Linked DNA regions of Homo sapiens: all the other regions are linked to region 2. Evidence: chromatin loops called from intact Hi-C (ENCODE). Cell type or tissue: PC-3. All regions are shown on one strand.

Region 1 (8,000 bases), 460 kb after region 2:
GAGAAATTTAAGACCAAAACCAAAACACCAGTAAGGCCTGCAGCTGGCTCAGGCCAGGGAGAAGCCAAAAAGCCTTTCCCTAGCCGCGTCGAGGCCTCCTCCGAGGGGCGACTCGCTCTCTGGATAAATATTTACTCAGTGGGAGACTGGAAGCCGGGCCGAGAGTGTGAAGGAGGGGGCTACACTGGGTGGGAGGAACCAGTACACTCGGCGCTGGCCGGATCCTTGTGTACACCCGCCCAAGGGGAGCAGGGGCCGGGGACTCTGGGGGCGACTCGGCCCAGGCGTGTGGCTGGGGAAGCTTTAGACCCCAGCATCGGATCGACCGGACTCCGCCCTGCCCTCGCGGACCCCAGCCAGATGCTGTGAAGTCTCCATAAATCTGTCAGCCGTCCCAGTGCCGCGGGCAGTCACCTGCGGCGCCCCCTTCCCGGCGCTAGAGCGGCCCGCGGAGAGACGCGGAGAAGCAACGGGAATCTAGCCCGGCAGACTGTACCCGAGGGCTGCCGAAGTCAGACCCAAGCACTACAGGTTGTGCGGAACGCGAGGACCCCTCCCTGTATCCCCAACCTGGACCGACCCCCGGAAGCCTGCTCCTCCGGGTCTACAGGTCAGTGATGACTGTGGATGGGAGGATAGGGCGAGAGTTGGGGGTGCGTATGCACGGGAGAGAGGTTGTTCTATTCCGAGTTGCAGTTATGACAAGCAGAGCTAGCAGAAAATATTAAGGAGCTGATTCCTCCAACTTGCCCCCTGCTGGGGACAGGACCCCCCCCCCCCAAGCGAGGCCCAGGCGACGGTGCCCGCCTCTTGTCCACTCGGAGGAGTTGCAGGGATTGTAAGACAGCCAGAGTCCGAGGTCCGGGACTGGGATTTTCATAGTGCATTGACTTCTAGCCGTCTGGGGGCAAATGCAGTAAAGGCAAGACCCTTCAGGGTCAGTTGGGGCATTGCGCGCGGTGCAGAGAGAAAAACAAGCCCAGCTTCTCCAGAACTCGGCCCTCTGCTATGTCCCCGTCTTGCAGGGTAAGCGGCCAGCTGAGTTTCCCTGAAACTGCAGCGGCAAGTGACAGCCAGAAGCTCGCCCCGCGCCCAGGGCGAGGGAGGGTCCGCCCTGGACCGCTGGCCCCTGCAGGATCTGCGCTGCGGGAGGGGATGGCGGCTAAAAGGAGCAGTCGCGGGGATTGGGGATGGAGACAGCCCTCAGGGGTCCTCTGGTGGGAGAGGAGGACAGGAGGCGCCCGCACACTGACCTGCGGCCTGGACTTGGAGGGACTGCGGACGCGCTAGCCCAAGGAGAAGCCGCAAGCGCACGGAGAGGAGCAGAGCTCGGCCGGAAGATGCTCGGAGAATAGCCCGGCAGCCTCTCCACCTTCTCATCAAGGAGCCTCACGGTTCAAGAGTCTCTCCGCGGCTCCACTAGGTAGCTAGAATGGCAGCGGGTTGGGTCGGGCCCGAGCTCGGAAATGCGTCCCGGCGTTCTGCGGTCCGACAGCGACACGACCGGAGCCCTGCGGGAGGTGGGATCAGCCCCACGGGCTGCGAGCGCTCGTCGCCCGCTTTCTCCTTGCGAGAGCAGGGGAGGGGCCTGTTGCTGTCTGAAACCCGCTTTTAATTCTCCGCCTGCCTGTTTCCGATCACCCGGGGTTGGTTTTTCTGTTTGCTCACTCCTTCTATTACAATAAAAACAATCGACATTTCTTTTCAGTTTCCCCATATTAGCGTCACTCAGTAATTGTTCCCCACCCCCCCTTACCCCACGCGTTGAAGGCGAGCGGGATTGCTGGTATTCGCGCATTTGGAAGTTTTCCGAGCATATAAGCAAATCTTTCCTAAAGACTTTAAAGTAAAAATAAATAACGGCCCGAGAAATTGCCGTGACCCTAACATTACTTTCTGAAAGCAAATTACACCCATTTTTCAGTTTTCAACAGCGGAATTGCTTTCAGAAGGACAGTGTGGAGCTCCATGTGATATGGTTACGTTTGTTTATTAAATCTGCAAATGAAAGAGAACATGTTTTAATGCACGGGGCAAAACTCCGGGCTGCGGGATTGCAAGAGCGAACAAGGATCGGATCCCAACAGAGGAAGGGGGGAGCGGCCTAGGGGTAGGGAGGGGTAGGGAGGGGCAGGAAGGTCCCTGAGGGGAGGCTGGGCTGATCTAGCCAGAGGGAGGGGGATTTCGTCTTGCCAGGGTTGCAGCATTAGCAGAAGTTGCGCAGCTTCGTGAGGAGGACGCAGTCCGTGGTCACTATACAGCCATCAGCTGCAGCGCTCAGGAGAGGTGCAGCTGCGTGTGGGAAAAGCAAGATTGCCGGTTCTTCAAGCACAGCTGTTTGAGACCCTGCCCTCAGGTGTCGGCCTGAGGGCTTTGGGGCTGCCTCCTTTCAAAGACCTTATTGGCCTAAATGCTGTCTGGAAAAGATAAACGAGAACCAGGCCGCGCCTCTAAACTCTGGTTTCGGGACTCACATGAAGCCCTTCGGGGGCTCCCACTGTGGTCTGAGTTATGTTGAATGCAGCTTTATTGCAAGGTCCAGGTTGCCTGCAGGCTGCCAGGCCCAGCCCGCTGTACTCTGATCAGAGCCGGACGTCTGCCCTCTAGGCCCCAAGCTTCGGCTGGGCCCGAACTGCTGACGGAGGGACCAACCCACTCTAGACCCAATTTCTGGCTTCCGAGGAGTCTGAATCAACTCGCAGGCCGGAGTCATCTTGACCGACTCGAACGTTCTCCCATTTTCAGTGACCCAGGGCTCACTCACTGCGCGTTTCCTCTAGGTGGCATGATGCCCTTGCGAGTCGCCCCCAGTCCTGTGGCGTCTGGCGAATCCTCGCACCTGAGCAGCGGACGGGGCGATAGGGGGTTGGTGCGCTGCAAAGTCGAGGAGCTGCGTTTCCAGCCTGTCGCCTTCCCCGAGTTCATCCCGCCACCCACCAGCCCCCGTGCCGACTCCGAGAGCGGAGACTGGTGTTGCACAGTCCTAGCTAATCCCTCGAAAACAGGAAGCGGAGGCTGGGAGCAGCGGGTTAGCGTCGGAGTCGCAGAAAATTTCCCGCAGTCTTCGAGTCCCCCAGCCGCCTCTCCCGGCCACCGCACCTTGTCACAGCGCCACCTATAGGAGCCAGATTAGATCGCGCACCCACTGTAGTTTTTGACAAGGTTGGGAACCGCCTTTGAAAATCCACAGAATTTCAAAGCCCGATATTTTTGGTTCCCCCTTTCAGATCCCTCTGCACCCTCAACTCTCCATTGACCCCAAGGCTCCGCATCATTCTCCACCATGCTCCAAGGGAAACCCGATCATGTCTTTTCACGATTCACCGAAAACCCATCTTCTATGCCCTACCGGGCGGATTCTCTTGCGGCCCCCAGGGGCTACTCAAGGACACTGGTTGTGAGCTGTCCTTGCGTCAGGGCGGGAGAGCTGGAGACAGCAAAGAAGCTCTGCAGGGAAGGGTGTGGGGAGTGATGGACCCATTCTTCTCCAGTTCATCCTACCATTTGTTGAGGGCTCACGTCAAACACAACAACCATACCAAGGAGGTATTATTCTAGTTCCCATTTTACAAGAGACATTAAATAAGAACACAGAAGACACTTGGACTAAGCGAAATCATATTGTTAATTAACAGGGGGAAATCTGAATTCCACCATGTCCCCATTGTTGTTCTCTCCATTTCCCTAATCTGCAGGAGCAGCTCACGCTGGAGCCCCCAAAGAAGCCCCCATACCTCAGGTGTCTACACTGAAAGTGGACACTCTTCTACCCACCTCCACACTTTAGAAGACAGAATGCCGCCCAAGGCCGGACCCAGAACCCGCAGCAAAGAGGATCTGCAACCTTGTCCTCCTCACTGCTGGCCAAGAGTCCACGCCGCGGAGGTCGCAGCTGACTAGGTGAGGGCGGGAGACTGCCTGCTCGTCTCCTCCTGGCCCCGGCTATCCAGGGCGTCGAGGTGAGGTCCGCAGCCACTCGGGCGGTGCACAACATGTTCCAGGAGTCCCGCGGCCGAGCGGCGCACAGAGGAGCAAGGAGAGGACCGGAAGAACCGTGCTCTTGGCTGCAATTTGTTTCCAAGAGTGCCAAGACATGCCCGAGACTCTCAGCGCGCTCTCAGAGCATCAACTCAAGCACCGAAAAAATCTACCTTTGCCTTCCCGGGGATTCATTCTGGGGTATGCCTGTGTGTGTTTCTTTTTAAGACCACTATAGTGGGAACAAACCAGGAGGTGCCGAGTTGCAATAAAATTAGAACCCATAATTAACACAGCTAGCTGGGCCCAAGTGGCTCGGAAGTGCACGTAGTGGAGTCAGTTGGCCTTCCTCCGCGGAGTCCGGGCTACAGTTGCGTTTTCTTTCTTTGGAATGCATCTTGGAGTCAGGATCAACTCCTTTCATTCCCTGCAAACAGCGAATAAATAAATCATTTCATTTATAAAAAACGATAACGATAAAGAGATTTCAGCGCACCCTGCGAGAGGTGGTAGTCAGGAGAAGAGAAAGCCCAAAGGTTGTTAGGTGCAGGGGTCACTTTTACTGCCTTGGGAAAATGCATTTTAGCCGCGGAATTCGTTCCGTGGGGATTGGGGGTGCGCCTCCGAGGCGGGCCCGAGGGCCAGAACTGCGAAATCCCAAGTTAGTGTTTTCAGGTTTCGGACAAAAACTGCGATCCATACGAGGACCTTACTGTTCGCATCTTGGCGGGGATCACGAAAGCTCTACAGGCCAGCAGGAACCTTGCGGCTAGCGGGGGCATTCCTGCAACCTCCTGCGCAGGGATCCTACGCCTCAGGTCTTCTTACTGGCTGGGGTTGGCCCTCCCGGGAACTGGGCAGGCTCTAATAGGCCCCTCTACCTGCAGGCTGTTTGCTCCAAGAGGCGGATTTGTGGGGTCCAGGGCGAACCCTTTCCTCTTCCCTTTGCCAGTCAGTGCTCCTCCTGCCTAAAAATTTTACCCTCACCAGGACCAACGAAAGAGCTGACCTCTTACCTCCTCCACAGCGGCTGTGGCTTTCTAGACAAGCTGCGTGTCTGAGCCACTGGGAGAACAGAGTATAACCACCTCTCCATGGACACGATTGGAAGGCAGTTCTAGGAAAATTGTTAAAGGACCCAACAATGTTTTCAATGGACACACAGAGGCTAAGGAAGAGAAATGTAAAAATGAAATAAATATAATTTCAAAAGTGTTTAACTCTTTAATAAGCCAGGAGGGGTAAAACACAGTACCATCTTTGCAGAGTAAACCAATTTTGCCAGCAGGTACAAACTGTTGTGTTTTTTTCTAACGAGAGAGGGGGGGAAAAGGCTGCTTGCATATGATTCACATTTTTCATCAATAAAATGTTTTTAAATTAATATGAATTAGCCCATTTTTTTTGGTGGGGGCGGGAATCAAGCAAGTGTTGCTGGTTTTCTTCAACAGATGCACTGTCCTTTGCACAGAGGTAAAAAATAATTTGTAAAGTGTTGTTTATTCAGTGAAGCTACCTACACATTTTTAAATCTTAAAGATGTTTAAGTTCATAATGTCATTGCGTAATCCATTTTGGTAGTGCATTTAATAAAAATCATATTACTGGCAGGACATTTAATAAAAATCAGACTAATTAGCAAGGAAGGGCATAGTAGACAAAAAGGACAAAGAAATCTCTTGAGCAGAAAATTTAGAAAAATAAAGAAGGGTTTTTAGACAATACTAATCCTTCGTGTATTGTTCCAATTCCTACAGTTCTGTTTACTGCAGTTCTTACGCATTAAAGTGCTACAGTTTGGGTTCTGTTTCTATGCCATATTCAGACTGTAAATTTAATGGCTGCAGGGGGGAGAGGAAGGATTGCAAAACCAGAGATTAGCACCAGAAATGCTGGACCAGTGTCCTATGCATGATGCAGCCATACCACTGAGGCTACCATTCTTGTCAGACTCCTAGGGTGGATATAGAGGATTGGGGAAGAAGGCTAGTTCTATTTCCTGCAGGATCAAAATGCCAGCCCAATACATTGGCTGACCAGTGAGCCACTCCTTAGAAGGATAGAAAACCAAGGTCATGGCCACAGGGGACCTTTGAAAAGCCCCATATCACCTTCCTGCAGGACCAGAGGTGTGAATCTGATGTTCTGGCAAGCTGACAACACAGATTCCCTTAGCAGTTTTTATTGCCTGAGTGATTCATATTCAATTCCTCTGGGATTGAGTTCTGCCCTGCCACATGTTTCCATTCTTGGAGACACCCCTTTCACTAGGAAAAGAAATAATGATCCCATTACTCCATGTAAAAAACCTTCATAATGCCAGTTTAAGGCTAAAAATTAAATCCCTGAAAGTCAGAACATAGAAAAGTCAAAATTCTTTTAGTCTGTCCAAATCACCCTGCTTCCCAGGCTGTATAATGCATGGTACATTTACAAGCCTCCCCAGCAAAGCCAACAACCAGTTCCAGCAACCAGGCACTGCTGCTGCTGTGTTTTAAAGGGGAAATGCTGGAGCACCACCTGACTGGGCAGATTTTCCATTTGCAGTTTGAATGTTTCATGCCAGTAGATTTTAGCACTTTCTTGCTAGATGAAAGTACTATACTGCATGCATTGGCAAATGGATTTAAAACTTAAAGAAAGCAAATTAACTTATAGGTAACCAAAAGCAATTCAAAACAAGAGAGAGACACCGTAAATACCTCGAAGATTTTCCAGGTACCTAAAACTCTCTAAATCCAGCTGTAGCATTCTAGATCAGTGCTATACATTTCTCCAACTCTGATACAAAATGAAGTTCTTCAATGGTAATTGATGTAAGTAGGTATATTTTCTTCAACCCTTCCCCAATTTTTATTTTAGAATTTAACATTTATCCATCCAGTTTTCCCAAGAGGAAAAAATACAGTCAGTAGAAAGATGTGTTATTTAAATTGTATTCTGAAAATTCAGACATAGCTCATATAAGGATTATAACTTCCAGAAAAAGTCTTCCCTACCTCTTCTTTCAATTTTAAAGTAGCTAAAAGTATGAGTTTTCTTTTACAACCAGACTTATCTATAATATTTTGGCTGTGAAACAAAATTACTTAAGACTTTCTGTTTCTCTTACATCAAAGCGTATATATATATACACACACATATACACACACACACAGAAAACAGAGGGTTAACCTGGTAGAGTTGTGTGTAAGTTGAGCCATGGCTTCTGGCCACAACATGCACATGATCTGTGTGTTTCATCATGTAACTGCTAAGGCACATGAGGGTTTTGGGGGATAAAGGTATTAGGTACATAGGAGACATCATTATTTCTATTAGAGCAATTAGTCTCATGGAGAAATATATACCCTTAGGGCAAAATATACATTGAGTTTTGTAAAAGGAATGAATAACATACACTTGGATATCACTACATAAAAGCTGCACTTTTTTTCCTCTATAGGAACATTTTTTGTGTCAATAAAAATGATGAAGGCAAAGCTAGGCAGCCTGGACGTGTCACCAGAACTCAAGGCATAATTTGGGATTTCACAACTCTATCACCCAGCTGTCCAAAAAAAATCCCAAACATATATTTTAAAGCCCTCCTGAAGACATGCTTCTCATTATACAGCTAAGCCTCAATTAACCAGATAACTCAGGAAAGTATTTGAAGGAGGACATGGTGTCTCGTGAACATTTTCTAATGTCTTTGAACAAAACAGAATATAAGAAAAGGAAGTGTGTGCATGATGTACTGTCCCTTATGATTTTTTGACATGAAAAACACTTTAGAAATCAACTCAGGTCATTTCCATGCCTTCCCCAGAATATAGTATAAGAGGGGTAGTTCAGAAAGGTGAATCCAAATGGATGCTTCTTTGATAACCACAACTTTCTGGTAAATATAATACTTAGGTAGAGCAGAATGGGGATCATTATATATTACTGTGACAACAGTGAAAATCAAGATAGAGAGTCTGAATAGCTGGTTCTTGGGTGAAGAACAGTATTTTGAGAAGGAAGATGAAAAGGGGAGA
Region 2 (8,000 bases):
TTAAACAGATGCACTGAAAAACGTTAAAGAGTTCTTCTTAACCTAAAGCATATTTTCCAAAGTGTGTTTGGTAGGACATTAGTCCTGCAAGGTACACTTTAGAAAAAAGTTTCTAGTTAAATAAGTTTGGGAAAAAAGGTACACTATATCCTCCTGTTAAAGATTAGCAATGTATGTTAGCATATTAAAGGTTCTGGAGATAAGGTGGTTGAGTACCTCAAGAAATAAAAATGTTATATAAAACTGATAAAAGGATAGAGAGAGACTATCATCAGGGGAGATGGGTTTATTGCTGTCTCTGGGCATTAGGGGACACTTGATGAAGGACTCTCACGAGATGGTTCTTGAAAGAAAGGATTGGAGCATAAGATGAGATGGGATGAGTTTCTCCGGCGTGAATTCCCCACTCATGGCATTTAATAGAAACAACACTTTTTGCTTTGTTTTTTTTTGGTTCTTTTTGAGATGGAGTCTCGTTCCGTCGCTCAGGCTGGAGTGCAGTGGCGCGATCTTGGCTCACTGCAACCTCCACCTCCCAGAATAAAGCAATTTTTCCTGCCTCAGCCTCCCAAGTAGCTGGGATTACAGGCACCCACCACCACACCCAGCTAATTTTTGTATTTTTAGTAGAGATGAGATTTCACCGTGTTGGCCAGGCTGGTTTCAAACTCTTGGCCTCAAGTGATCTGCCCACCTCAGCCTCCCAAAGTGTTGGGACTACTGTTGTGAGCCATCGTTCCTGGCCAGAATCTGCACTTAAAACAAAATAAAAAACAAAAACAAATTATATGCTGGTATCCACATGTTAACTTGTTTTGTACCTCCCTCACTCTTTACATTTCCCTCCCCTATCCGCACTGACATGTCATTTTGTTTCCACTCAATAGGTCAGTGAGATTAGGAGTATTAAATTAATTGAACTCATGTTCACACAATTTATCTCAGGGGAAAAATCGTGCCCTGTCATGTAATCGGCCAAAAGAAAGGACCAAATAACTGGATGTAACCATTCTAATAAGGTAGCATGAAAATTCTGGACTAATCTTTTCAATAATTTTCATGAGCTGTGTCTAGGAGCAAGTGTGGTTGTTAAGCTTTTTGCCTGGCGCAAGTTCTGAAAAAGTTTGAAAGTCACTTTTAAAGGGTACATGATCACTTTCAGTTTGCCCTTTGGGACATTTCTTCAGGTCACTTAAGGTTAAAAGACCTTGGTCATAATACTTTTTGCGAAGAAATGTTTACTCAGCCCATTTATTAGCTTCAGGTTGTCCTCAATTAGCAAGTGGTCTCACGTTTATAGCATCCACAACAGCTCTCTCAATTTTCCCCTTATAAGAGGAAAGAGTGGAAGGATGTGGCTGGCAGTACTTATACCAATTAGGACATTCTCTCTCTTCAAGGAGCAGAATGTGTCTTTTTACTGATTTATATATGGAGAAACTTCTGGATACTTTTCTCTCATTGCTCAGCTTTCCAATGGTAACACCACCAAGAAGAGGGCACAAGAGAAAACACCCCAGCTCTGGATGTTTTTATTTCACCACCTTTTTCCCCACAGTTGAGCTGACATGCCCGGTAACTAAGCTTAGGAATGGCCCACAGCTTGTAGTGCGCAGTGTCTTTTGGTTCAAGGGCCCAAGGCAAAGCAGTCAGATCTGGTGCTCCTTATGCTTCATGGGTAGTCTCTCCCATCCTCTGCATTGTGGAGTTTGGCAGCTGTTTTGGTGTTCTTTCTTTCTAACTCTGGATAAAAGGCAGAAAGGACTTAAAGTCACCACTGATTTATTGGAGGACTGAAGGCAGTATTGATGAACATGAAGTAAGTCCCCTTTGGTCATTTAAAAACATGTCATATTTACTTTTTGCAACACATTAATAGTAACTTTGTAAGACGTATTCTTTCAAATGACATTACACACATGTACAATATATGCTTTTTATGAAAAGGTCTAAAGCCAAAATGTTTAAAACACATGTTGATTAAAAACTTGGAGGTGGTGGGTGAGGAGATAATTTGCTCCAGTGACTTTTGTATAAAGATTGGCAGTTTTTAAAGGAAGGGAAAATCTTCTCCTGAGCCTGATTTCATTCCATAGTTTACTTAAAGAAAAAGCTGTCTTGACGTTTTGAATTATTAAATTTAGAAGGTATAAAAATATTATGATTATTTTATTTCTGTGGTGAAATTTTAATATAATTCTTATGATTTATGTAAAGTATGTTCTTCTTTTGATAGATTCACAGAAATGTTTCCATCTTATTTTCTATTTCTAAAGTCTGAACATTGAATCTCCTTCTGCCACTCGTATCATTGTGGCAGATATCATATCATATCATTTTCACCTTTATCTTTAGGTAGGAACTTGCTGCCACCCTACCTGAGAACAGTGTACAGTAAGATCTTTGTAGTTGATGCTGTATTACATATTTACCTCTCTGTGAGCTATTTTCATTTTAATAGAGCTGAAATGGTTACCAGAAAGGGGTTCCCATCCAGACCCCAAGAGACGGTTCTTGGACCTCACACAAGAAAGAATTTGGGGCAAATCCATAGAATATAGAATAAAGTGAAAGCAAGTTTATTAGGAAGTAAAGGAATAAATAGTGGCTACTCCATAGGCAGAGCAGCGGCGTGGGCTGCTCAACTGATTATGCTTATAGTTCTTTTCTTTTCTTTTTTCTTTTTTCTTTTTTTTTATGGTGTCTCACTCTGTCGCCTAGGCTGGAGTATAGTGGCACTATCTTGGCTTACTGCAACCTCCATCTCCCAGGTTCAAGCAATTCTCCTGCCTCAGCCTCCTGAGTAGCTGGGATTATAGGCCCATGCCACCACACCACCACGCCTGGATAATTTTTGTATTTTTAGTAGGGATGAGGCTTCACCATGTTGGCCAGGCTGGTCTCGAATGCCTGACCTCAAGTGATCCACCTGCCTCAGCTTCCCAAAGTGCTGGGATTACAGGCATGAGCCACTGTGCCTGGCCTAGTTATTTCTTGATTCTATGCTAAGCAAGGGGTGGATTTATGAGTTTTCTGTGAAAGGGGCAGGCAGTTCCTGGAACTGAGGCTTCTTCTCCTTTTTCGACCATCTAGGGTAACTTCTGGATGTTGCCATGGCATTTGTAAACTGTCATGGCGCCAGTGGGAGTGTCCTTTAGCAAGCCAATGCATTATAATTAGTGTATAATGAGCAGTGAGGATTACTGGAGGTCACTTCCATCACCATCTTGGTTTTGGTTGGATTTGGCCAGCTTCTTAACTGCATGCTGTTTTATCGGCAGGATCTTTGTGACTTGTATCTTGTGCTAAGCTTGTATCTCATCCTGTGACTTAGAATGCCTAACCTCCTGGGAATGCAGCCCAGTAGGTGTCAGACTTATTTTACCCAGCCTGTGTTCAAGATGGAGTCACTCTGGTTCAAATGCCTCTGAAAAAACCTTTAAATTAAAAAAAAATTATTGTAATGGTGGATTTTCAGGAATCAATTACTAGGTAAGGAAACCATGGGAGTCAAGGAATAAGTATAAAAACCCTAAAGAAAAGATAGTCCAGGGAATTACTCTGCTTAAATTTAAGGTTGGTTTTATGTACTTCCTTAGTAGTTGTCTCAATCCTTAAATATCTTTTAAAATAAGAAAAATAAGTTGGACTATTATCAATAATAGTGTAACCACTCAATGGGTTCTTCTTACCCACTGCCCAGATAAAGCCAATTTATCAAGGCAGGGGAACTGCAATAGAGAAAGAGCTTTACATATTCAGAACCAGTTAAACAGGAGAGCGGAGTTTTATTATTACTCAAATCAGCCTCCCTAAAAATTTGGAGGCTAGAGTTTTTCAAAAATAGTTGGGAGGAGGCAGGTGGCTGGGGAATGGGAGCTGCTGATTGTTTGGGGGTACAATCACAGAGCTGTGGAAAATGGTCTTCCTGTTTGCTGAGTCTGCTTCTAGGTGGGGCCACAGGACTTGTTGGTGGATCTGGGTGGAGCCATCAGTTGTCAGAAATGCAAAAACCTGAAAAGACATCTCAAAAGTCCATTCTTAGGTTCTAACAATAGTGGTGTTATCTGCAGGAGTGGTTGGAGAAGCTGCAAATATTGTGACCTCTGGAATAATGGCTGGTAATCCATTACATCTGTACGTTAGTATAATTCGGGTTCCTACCATCCTCCTAACTTGGTGGCCTTTCATTAGTTTTGCAAAGGTGGTTTAGTTTCTGGGGAGGGCTATTATCATTTAAACTATAAATTAAGCTTTTTGGGAGGAGGGGAATCCATACAAAAAAGAATCATTTTGTAGTCTTAAAATATTTGTTAATTTAATAAAGTTTTTAAACTATCTTTAGTGATTGGACTTCCTACCAAAATGACAAAAAAAAAAAACAAACAAAAAAAAACTATGTTTGGTGAATTTTATGTATCCAGTAACTACTTTTTGCTTTGTGATCCTGTATTTTTATCCTCAGATTGCTTATGTATTTCTGCATTTAGGAAGGAGATGGCAGTATTGAGCCTTGGCAGTGACTTAACCCCACTATTTGAAGGAGCTTAAAAGTTCTTCATAGAGAGGTATCAGTTTCATCTCTTGGGATTTTATTTTCTACACTTCCCCCCTCTCCCTCTTTGTATTCCCATGTGGAGAGTGAAAAACGTACTCTAGTATATGTTATATTAGATCTGTCATACCAGGATACTATTAAATTACTTATTCTCATTTCTACACATCTAAGAATGCCGACTTAAGGGATGTATAGAAAAAACTCTCTTCTAAAATAAAGAGAGCCAGCTCTAAAATGCAAAAGTATGTTTACGATGTGCCTGTTTTCCTAAGGCTTTGACAGGAAGAATTAACTTTACATTTCCAACATACAAAACACTTTACTGAGCCACATCTTATGGTAAATAAACTGTGCTCTGGGAATAAATTTTTCACCATTTCTTTTTTAGGGCAATAAGCTACTGCTAAGAAAATGACTTTTTCTAGTGCTGATGCCCTGAAAAAAAGTTTAGATGATGAGAGGAATTATTTACTTAGACTCCATTCACAGCCACTGTTTTGCCTGCATTCCAAATTTCAAAAGGATGATTCATGTACCTTTTAGCTCTATGTTGAAAAATAAAATGAGTCACAGTGCCCTTTGTCAATATCAAGAGTAATTAAAGAGTACATTTTTCAGCTATAAACTATAAGAAAAACAGAATGCTACCACGTAAAGTTGTAGTAAGTTGTTTTTAAAAGTATAAGCCAAGATTAGCAAACTGAGCCGCCATGTCAAAGGATCTGAATTGGTAGTTGGAATGGCACCCAATACTACAAGTTATGTTTTGAAAAGCTGTCCTGCCATGCTTAAAATAAGAAAAAGAAATATTTTAACTCATAAGATTATGTGGCTTTCTTTGAAATCTGGGCAATTAAATCACATACAAAAAGATGTGTAGTTGTTTAGTTTGATTATCATTGACAGTGGGATTTTCTTTGGTACCTTAACTTTTATATGTTCAAAATTGTTGTTGAAATGTTATGTGACAAATAATTTGTGGATTTAACTAAGCCAGCAAGCATATTTGGTTTCTATTATAAGTGAAGGACCCAACAACAACATCTTCATTTCATATTGTTCCGATAAATTTAATGACATTATTTTTTTTTGAACCAAAAGGAAATTTTTTCTCAGCTGGATTCTTTCACTGTAGGTTTTAATCACAAACTTTGAAAATGAGAACATAGCTATTATTTTTTATTAAAAGGATATGTTCTGGTTAGTTTGGAAAGGTCTGCCTAGTAAGGGCTTTCAATAACATGTCCAAGGACTTCAAATGTAATGCTGAAGTTAGAGAAAGTCAAATATGCCTTGTAGTACCATTGTATCTTAAGTGTTGTAAGATGCACACAAAGTGAATGTATATGCATTGTAAGGTAGTAAATTGTAAATTCCAACTGAGAAGAGGCCAGTGAAAGATTATCTACCCGGAGTGGGACATAGGTCTGTATATGTGGTACCAAGCTCATCTTGAGAGAGGGTATTGTACATGTGCTGTGTGTTATGAAAATTGAAGTTTACAGTGTCTTACATATAACATGTATTCGCTTAGTGCTTGCTGAGTGATTTAAATTTTATGACTATTCTTGCTTAGTAAGTTTTAGTTGTTTTTTTTTAAAGCCAATACTTCAAAACTCTTTGAGTTTTCTTATCCTTTCTGTTAAAGCAGGATTGTTCCCTGGGACAAGTTCAGTTTTACATAGATAAATATAATGTGAATTTCTTTAAAATGTATTTTTATTTAATGTATTATTTGTATTTTCATTCTTAATGTAGTTTTTAAGTAGAAGAAACGTTTAATCTTTAAATACTTTAGCCAAAGTGCTGAATATTACAGTTATGGGATCTGAAACATTCATTGGTTTTTAGCTCAATTAAAATATTTTACACTTGCTATATATGAAATCTTATACTAGTTTGAAATGAAGCAATTCATTGAAGTTGATGTTTTGGTCATGCTTTAGTTGTCTCACCAGTATTTTAGCCTTGTGAATATGTTTCAGGCTGCTCCTCTCTTTAAGGAACATTTCCTTAATTCTTTTCTCAGCAGCTTGAATAGGCACATATCAAAGTCAAATACATCTCCTAGCCCTAGATGGATTTCTAGGAGGAACCACCACTGTTAGCAATATTGAATTGTTAGTGTTTTTGCATAAAGTAAATAAACCCTGAGGAGAGCCCTTGAGTTCTTTGGAGTTATGCTGGAATGAGATTAAAAAATTAGAGTTTTCTCTTTTTTCCTCTCAGTCTTTCCTGTGTCTTCCATGCAGGGGCCGTCCTCATGTATTTTTGCTGGTATGTGTGATCCTCACAGAAAACAAATTCCTGTTGTTGTTTATTCATTCAGATATTTGTCAGACTCTTCTGCAAACTAGTGATGCAGAGCAGGAGAACTGACAGGGCCCTGTCCTGTTTTCAATACTCCGTAGCATCAATTCTTGGCAAACTTCAGTGGGACCTTGGCGGTGCTGCCCTCCTGGGCCTGGTCTTCATTATGGTGTGTAAAGAGCCACCTTTCTTAGCCAGGCTTGTAGGATATATCCCCGGGCAAAAGATGCCAGAACGTCTAGGACACTTGGTCTCAAAGAAACTCTCTTTGATTGAGTGGTCATGGTACATATATTAGCCAAAGACTTGATGATATTCTGTTATCTGGCCATCCCACATTTGGAGCCAGATATTATTTTGGGTACAAATGTCACTATTTCAGTCTCCTTGGAGCCAGAACAATTGTTATCTTTAGCTGAAATGCTAAATCTGTGTCTAGGTATGTACATAAGAGGATTCAGATGACATAATTTTACCTGAATTTTTTCAGACTACCATAGAAACTTGATTTGAATACAAGGAGAAAACATCGAAATTCATCTTTTTGAAAAACAAGAATGAAAACCACCAATGAAAACCACCAATTCCCCCCCCGCCATAAAAATGACTCTCTGCACCACTGGTTTGCAGAAGAGTCTGACAAACATTTGAATGTGTAAACAACAGGAATTGGTTTTCTGTAAGGATCACACATACCAGCAAAAAAAAGGTTGTCTCACACTTTCTCACAGCGATTTCATACTTCTACATGCTGCTAACTAGAAAGAAATTCTATGATATATTGATAATGTGAAATTAAACAGATTGTTTATTCCCTCTTAAAAATAGCGTGTTTTACTAGAACAACCTCAGAGGACTACTAAAGAAAATGATTTAAGTATTGCGCAGCAACAAATGATTGAGTCTAGTAAAGTGGGATTTTTCTTGCCTTCAAAGTTTCTAATATACTTGGTCTATTTAGAAAACAAACACATTTAATTGCTTCCATCTCTTAAATATGTCTAGTAAGTTCAGTTTTTAGTTGCTGTACAAATAAATTGGTCCTAGTTGCATTGCTTTCTTTCAAACATCATTTCAAATTAGGGCTTAATGTGGTTTGAACATTTTGCCAGAAATAGTCATCCTACTTTTG
Region 3 (8,000 bases), 350 kb after region 2:
GGAGGCTGAGGCAGGAGAATGGCGTGAACCCGGGAGGCGGAGCTTGCAGTGAGCCGAGATCGAGCCACTGCACTCCAGCCTGGGCCACAAAGCGAGACTCCATCTCAAAAAAAAAAAAAAAAGAAAGAAAGAAAGAAAAAGAAAAAAGAAAGCAGTTGGTGGGAAGTTTCAAAGTTTCAAGAATTGATGGATTGAGTGTGGTTGTGAAAAAAAAACAATGTACCAAGAGTACAAAAAGAGGAATTCCCCTCTTCCAAGAGAAGTTCCAATAGACTGGAATTAGTGGGAGAGATTAAATGAGAAAGTGTGGATGAGGTTGAAAAGCAGGTATTATTGAACCAAAGCAGTGAAAGTGGTAGGGCAAGGATAGAAAAATGAGGTGGTAACCCTTAGTGTCTCCAGGTATCTCAATTCCAGGTGATCCAATGTCCAGGCCTTGGGAACAGGTTGCAAAAATGAGGTAGTGGTAAAGAATTTTGAAATTAAGGAGTCAAGGAAGTATTAGGCCAGGGTATTTGGGTGGGGGTAGGGCACCTGTTAAATAGGATGGCTAGTATTGATGAGTGCAAAGTGGAAGAACTTAAATCCTCATTAAATGTAGGCAACTGGCACAAAGGTCACTCACAGCCTTTAACAACGGGAGAAAGTAGAGTGAGTGCCCCTCTATTTGGGGACAGGCAAGTATAGTTAATTGTTGGTTGCTCGGTTATGAACTATAAAAGACTCTTATCCTTTCAATGGGAGATTGGATTTTATACCCACCCATTATTCGAAGTCTTGCTCTTGATGTCTATGCCAGGGACTTTAGCAATGAAAGACCCCGTGCTCAGCAGATGCCCTCCTAGAGGCAGCCCAATGCTCAAATCAGTGTTTTTTTGTTTTCTATAACCACAGTTGACTGTGTTTGATTTGGGAAGCCCTTAACTATTTGTCAATTTGTAATATTATATAAATTAGCTGGGAAACGATTTTTTTCGGGAGGGCTGTACAAACTTCACTTCCCTGGTTACTTTAGACAGTTCTTATTGTGTGTAGCTCATAAGAGTGAATCTATCTAAATATTCTGGGAACCAAGCTTAAACACAGGACTGAGTTTCTATTCTTCCCCTTTTCTATATTGATTTCCTGAGTGGCAAGCACTCACCCTTTCAGTAAAGCGAACATACTTCTTTTTATAAGTCCTATGGGACTAAGTTCTACTCAAACAGTTCTTTGGAAATAAGCAATTACAGAATTCTCCATATGCAACTATTGAGTGAAGGGAATACCATCTCATGAAGATAAGAATGAGTGTGTAATTACTGTTATTATACTTATTAATTTTATTATGCTATAAAAGTGATTAAAATTATATTGTACATAAGTACCACTGGAATTAATTCAAAAGTTTTTAGACTTTTATTAAAATATTTTAAATTGTCGTTATTTCTAAAATAGAAACATTAGCTTTTTGCTTTAATTTGTATCAGTTTGTGTAAATAAAATGACAAGAGAATTGACACAACACAATATATATTACTAAGGTAAGAAATCCGAGTCCTTATTTTACCTCTTTGTTTTTCATTTAAAAAGAGTCTCTACAGCCTGAGCAACATAGCAAGACCTTGTTCTCTACAAAAAATAACAAATTAGCTGGGTGTGGTGGCACATGCCTGTCATCCCAGCTACTCAGGAGGCTGAGGGGGAGGATCCTTGAGCCCAGGAGATTAAGGCTGCAGTGAGCCTTGATCACACCACTGCCCTCCAGCCTGGGCAACAGAGACCCTGTCTTAAAAAAAAAAAGTCTCTAAAATAAACTCAACCTGTGTTAATAAGATGGATATAAAGCCTTCTGTTCATCTTAGAATTTGGAGTCCAGAATATATTATCAAAATCTACCTAACGATCTATCAGTTCTTTTCCTCATACTGGCTTTCCCAGAAGTAATCTCAGGAAAAGTACTGAGAAATAAACTTTTTGAATAGTTTCTGCAATGTCACATGGAATATCTGCTAACACATAAGCTGAAGCACTTTGCAGAAACTTAAAATATAATCAAAGAAACCAAGAGCACATGTTAGTTGACTACTCCCCATACCTGCTGAGTAATTGATTAGACCACTAGCATTTACAAATGTCGAGTTTCTATTATATATAAAACACTTGCTAAATATTAAGAAAGCAACCAAATCCTTTTTGTACAAGAGCTTGCAGTCTAATAGAGAATTATAACAACTACATAAATCACTGAATAAATGGTAAAAGGGGACGTGCTATTGGGGGAACACAAAGAAAGCACTCCTAGAAGTTCCCTCCATAGAGGAAGGAGTGTGGCATTGGAGCTGGTATCTGGGAATTCCTCTCATCTGCTCAGCAGAAGTAGACATATTAACTCAAGACATCTACAAATGTCCATCAGATGGACATGAAACATAACTCATGTGTATTCATTACAAAAAGCATCCGTGAATACCTTTGAACCATCATCTTGTTGCAATTCCGTTTTTCCCTACCATTATGAATGGATGTATGTATCTATAATGGATGATGTAATGGGCAAGAGCATGTGCTTTGGAGTCATAGAGACCTGGCTGGGTAAGTTATTTAACTTCTCTAAGCCTCTGTCTTCTCATCTCTATCCTGTTGACAACGTGAGAACTCTCCACATAGGGTTATCATGAGGATTAAGCAAAACTGCACTGGTGGATCTCTGGTGAGTCAGTAAATAGTAATTCAGAAAATGTTACTATTATATTTGCTGTTAGTATGCTGCTTTTTGTCAACACAACAAGATTTTGGGCTCTTTTAAGACAAGGATCATTTGTTTTTCTTCTTTTATACCTTATTCAAAATACAGTTCTAGATTTCAAATTAATACTCAATAGATCCATGTTGTTTTTGCATTTTAAACTTTTGAACATATTCTCTCTGAGACCAAAGAAATCTGAGGATGAGACAAGCACAGAGTCTTTCTCCATCACATATTCTAGTTGTGGCTTATCAGTTATAAGCCTTTAGGGGTCCTCCCAGATGAATGTTAATTGATATGGCTTTGGTAATGTGAGATGCCCTAGATGGCAGGCCCTTATCACAGCAGAGTCTGACGGGTCTGACTCATCACTCACAGCTGAGAAGACACAACATTCTACATGGTTGTTTAGCCACCCAGTGGCTGGTAGCTGATTTTTTTTTTTTCCTTCTCGAAATCTGTCATCGTGCATGCAACCAAGCAAAGTATTTTAAGTTTATTTTGAAAGAACATGAAATCCTCAAGAATGCTGGTAAATGTGAGATATTTTTTCTTTAGCATAGTACTGCAGCAGAAAAAGAGAACTTTCACCATCTTTTTCTTCTGAACGGTGTTCAGCAATCTCCCAATCTCTTAATTCATAATTTCCATTTATCACCAAGCCAGTTCATAGTGAAAATGAGGCAATTTGTATAGGCAATCGGTATGTTCATTTTTAAAAACATATTATGCTTTTATTTTACTGTGCTTAGAATTGCAACAAAGGAAGATGTAGTTATTGATTGTTACCATTCCCAACAGCAACCTGGGTTTCTCACCCCAAATTATGTAACACTGAACTGCCAGAGAACTATGCAGGGGAGCCTTGGTATTCACAGATTTAACACTCTAGGTTTTGAATATTTGCAATCGACCATGAAGGTTTGTGATGTGTTAATTGGCAGTTTTGCTGAGGTTCAAATTCGAATCATATGTACTTTGAAGCTAGTGTTAGGGAGTGATTGAGGAGCTAGTGTGTTAGCCTAGTCAGCCGCCCAACATCCCTCTCCAATCAGATTTTTTTTGTTCTCTGCTCTTCACATAAGCACTAACTCTTAGGGTGATTAAAAACTTGATTTCTATGAAAAAGAAAAGTAGTCATCCTATGAAAGATAAAACATGAATAAATCTTTCAAAAACATTGACTTGGTGTGGGAAGAGATAGACTTTGGAAATGCATATGTTTCAAAAGAAATCATTCTTGGAAAAAGCCAGAAGCCTGTGCAAATATCTCCATGTTCACGGATTTGGAGATTTTTTTATGTCTCAGGATTTAGCCCTTGCAAATATCAAGGATTTACAAACGTGTTTTGGAAGGTCTGAATGAGATTTTAAATTTAAAATTTTCCCTTGTTTTGCTTCTGCTACACTTGAAATATGGCTGCTGAGTGCCAGGCTACAAGAGCTCTCCCTTTTCACTTCCTATGTAGGCTTTTGGGGCAAAACTTGCTCCTGACAGAGTCCATATGGCCTGTAAGCAGTGCTCTGTGGCCCAGCTGTGGCCGTGAAGTGGCACAATCTAGGAATGTGAAATCTTAGGGTTTGGCAAACTTTCCTGTTCGTTGGCCCCAAGGAAAATGGTGTGCCCCACCTTATGCTGCTCGCGAGCTCAGACCTCTGTTCGTTGGTCATCAGCAATTATCAGACACAGATGAGGCCCAATGAGCCCAGACACCAGAGTCTGTGTACAAAATGTTCTTCGGTACAGGGCAAAATGAGAAGATGGAGTTTTTTTGTAAAGCTCAGATGTATTCAATTTAAAGGGCTATTCCTTATTAATATTTTTATGTTAAAATGCCCTTTTAATAAAATGATGGAGACAGTAGTTTTTTTTTTTTTATGTTTCTTGCTTGGCAAGATTAAAAGTTGGCAACTTTATATAAAAGTCCCCCAAATGTTTTGAAATTTTGCTTGTCTGGGAAATCTAATAAACTATATATAGTTCTAAAACTATATGGTTTAGCAAGAGAGAAACTCTTCTCTAGAGAGTTCAAGTTTGTCCTCATAGTCAGGAGTAGACAAACTGTGGCCTCTGGGCTTTTTGCACAAGAGCGTCTGAGTCCTTGCGTCACCCATGAACCCATCTCTTCCGTGGCACTGTATTTCATTGCCACTCAAGCTATTGGACCAGCTGTGTTTACATACCTTGAGCCATTCAAAGTAAGTGATCTTTGTTCTGATAACAATGGAAGGAGTTGTACTTTGCACTCATAAGTGCCACCAAAAAAAAATCTATTCTTGGCTATCATCCAAAAATGACAATTGCAAAAATACGATTAAATCAGTGATTTATTTTGTATCTTTTTTTTTAGTTGTAGTGTTTCTGTTTTTGTAAGACTCATACAGTACTTGAAGAATGCTGAGGTTTACAAATTAAAGGAAATATTAGGCAATAATTCTTTAAAAGCATATTAAAGATTTAAATATTTCAGCCAGGCCAAAGACCAGATGGGCTGTCAGATAACAAAAGTTGATCTAACAAGAGATTATTCTTGAAAACCTACATCTTCACCTCTTGTTTATCACAGTGGAATGTTGACATATCAGTTACTGTACTGTGGAGTCAAAATGCAGCATCTTAGATCTGATCCCAAGAAGGGCCTTTGTATTTACACTTCTTGATAAGGAGGAGAGGTGTACTAGTATTACATGTAAGCATAAGGTGGACACCAGAGTATAAGTTAAACAACGTCTAAATAAAACAGATATGCACAAAGTCAAGAAGGCTACAAGAGTAATAGAATATGGCCAACAAGTTTTTAAGACTGATTATACACATAACATAATTATATATGGCAAAATGAAATCCAGGCAGTCTCCAAATCTTCCTACACTCCCAGTAAAGGTAACCTAAGTAAGAAAGACATAAGTCAAGTCTGATTTCCTCATAGAAACAGTTGTAATAGGGGATTATATGCCTCACCAAGAGCCTGATGTCTAACGTTTTATAGAAATCACCAGAAATCACAAGTAATCAACAACAAATGCTGTGTATATATAGTGTAATGCTTTCTGAAATAGATGTAAACCAAGCAGGACGATTCTTATTTTTCTTTTATAATTTCAACTTTTATTTTAGATTCAGGAGGTACATGTACAGGCTTGTTACTGTACATGTATTGCGTGATACTGAGGTTTGTAGTACACATGATCCCATCACCCAGGTAGTGAGCATATTATCCAACAGTTTTTCAGCCCTTGTCTCTCCCTCCTTCCCTCCCACCTCTAGAAGTCCCCAATGTCTATTGTTGCCATCTTTATGTCCATGAGTACTAAATATTTAGCGCCCACTTATAGGTAAGAACATGTGGTAGTTGGTTTTCTGTTCCTGTGTTAATTTGCCTAGGATGATGACCTCCAGCTGCATCCATGTTGCTGCAAAGGACATGATTTTGCTCTTTTTATGGCTGTGCGGTATTCCATGGTGTATATGTACCACATTTTCTTTATCCAGTCCACCATTGATGGACACTTAGGTTGACTCCATGTCTTTGTTATTGTGAATAGTGCGAGCAAGGCTATTTATGTTCCAAGCTTGGTCTAGACTAGAGCCCATTGACTGGGGAAGGATGGATTCTAGATGGCTTACTACAGATATGTGGCTGCCGCTCTCAAAGATACCAAAGTCTCTGACTTGATGGGAAATGTGGACTGTGCCTTCTTCACACAAGGATCCATGATAGGCCCTGTGAGGATACAACACTAAATATGGTAGAAAGTAATTGTAGTTCCCAAAGAGGTGTAAGAGTAAGAAATCTTAATTAAAGAAATGTAAAAATAGAAATGACATTAGAATTTAAGTATTTCAGTGACATTTGAGGTTTCATATTCTGAGAGATATCTTCAGTTTTCTTGTCATGAATTCTATTTTTGTAGGAAAAATATGAGTCTACATATTTTAAAAAGAATTTTAAGCAAAAAGGGAAAGTTAAAAATCCTAATACACCCTTGGGAGGAGAAAAATGTAAACATGCACCACGCAAAGATAAATTGCCATCCTTGTTAAGCATTTGTAGAATATGGAAAAAATAATATGAAGAGAGTAGATTCTCCTCGGGATTTTTAGGGATTTTTAGGAATTTAGCTTTGTTTTGTAATCACTAGTATTTTTAATTTAAATCATTTTCCAATGGTGCTACATTAAAATTTTCTAAATTCTGAACCACCTTCAAAACTGATAGTTTTTAAAACAGCAATACTTGAAGAGCTATTGACAACTCTTTCAAGAACAAGTTCTTCCATTCGTGAGAATATTGAAGGGAGAGGAAGAACATGCCTGCCCTGACAATTCCCAGAGGGAGAAAATAAAATTGTCATTGTTGGAAATAGAATAGAAATATTCAAAAGCACCACGATAGAAAACTAAGACAAATAAACTTGAATTGCATTATCTGAGGAGGAGCCCCGTGATCACACTGCCAAATAGAGTGTGTTATCCCTTGACACTTCAGTAATGCCACATCACCTATGTCCCTTATCCACAGCTGCAGCAATACCAGGTGGCATTGCATCAGGCAATGTCACATTGCTTTGTGAAGGCAGTATAAAGACAGTCTAGCACATGAGTTTTTAATTACCTTGAAGTGATTGTTACAGTAAATATAGATACAGATATAGATATAGATATAGATAGATATAGGTTTTTGTTTTTTTTTTTTTTGGTAGAGACAGAGGTCTCACTTTGTTGCTCAAGCTGACCTTGAACTCCTGGCCTCAAGCAGTCCTTCTGCCTCAGCCTTCCAAAGTGCTGAAATTACAGGCTTGAGCCATGCCACCCAGCCAGTAGCTATCCTTTATCAGGTACTTAACCAGGTCTTGTGCTAGCTTTGTCCGTGCATTAACTCATTTTCTCTTCTAAACAACCTTATAATATGACTTCCATTGCCGTATTACTTTGCAGACATGGAAGGTAAGATTTAGTGCAGTTAAGTAACCTGCCTAATGTCACAGAACCTGAAGAGATTTGGATCCAGGTCTGTCTGAAAGCAACTTTCAGTCAGCTGAAAGCAATTTGTGGCTTATTGCCCCAGCCTGAGGGATTACATATATAGTAGGGATGCTGCAGCCACAATTAGAAAGCCTGTGTATGTCAGAAGAGGCGACGGTGGGGTGAGAATGACAGAGAGATGCAGTGCTATTAAAAAGTTTCATTGAAATCATTTTAATAAAAATTTTAATAATTAAAAAAATTGGTAATCAAACTCAAGTCATTGTCAGCTTACCAATTCTGGTT

Evidence for each region. A loop is a pair of places that touch in the nucleus more often than their neighbours do. Peaks named below come from ENCODE experiments on the same cell type or tissue, not always from the same donor. Only the 100,000 strongest peaks of a DNase experiment are listed, where the experiment ranks them.
Region 1: it touches region 2 in a loop (7-fold over the local background); 10 of 110 quality-filtered maps call a loop at or near these places.
Region 3: it touches region 2 in a loop (8-fold over the local background); 6 of 110 quality-filtered maps call a loop at or near these places.

Annotation. Positions count from the first base shown.
Region 1 is chr14:36,651,154-36,659,153 of GRCh38, reverse strand. LOC105370455 (a long non-coding RNA gene) reads left to right here and starts at 405. Exons shown (of 2, transcript XR_943758.3): 1 at 405-610; 2 at 3,696-5,362. It also overlaps a transcript of PAX9 not described here. RefSeq lists enhancers at 2,257-2,994, 2,995-3,064, 4,471-5,209. In PC-3, CTCF peaks have their summits at 1,472, 2,876 and 3,081 (motif pointing left); DNase peaks (open chromatin) are centred at 2,793, 3,093 and 6,143; H3K4me3 peaks cover 2,749 bases.
Region 2 is chr14:37,114,251-37,122,250 of GRCh38, reverse strand. The region is part of intron 1 of SLC25A21 (solute carrier family 25 member 21); the gene reads left to right. Among named protein-coding and RNA genes, the nearest start is that of SLC25A21-AS1, 54 kb to the left of the region's middle. In PC-3, a CTCF peak has its summit at 4,506; DNase peaks (open chromatin) are centred at 4,530 and 5,090; H3K4me3 peaks cover 945 bases; H3K27ac peaks cover 3,462 bases.
Region 3 is chr14:36,768,361-36,776,360 of GRCh38, reverse strand. The region is part of intron 3 of SLC25A21 (solute carrier family 25 member 21); the gene reads left to right. Among named protein-coding and RNA genes, the nearest start is that of PAX9, 110 kb to the right of the region's middle. In PC-3, CTCF peaks have their summits at 2,964 and 3,166; DNase peaks (open chromatin) are centred at 2,640 and 3,100.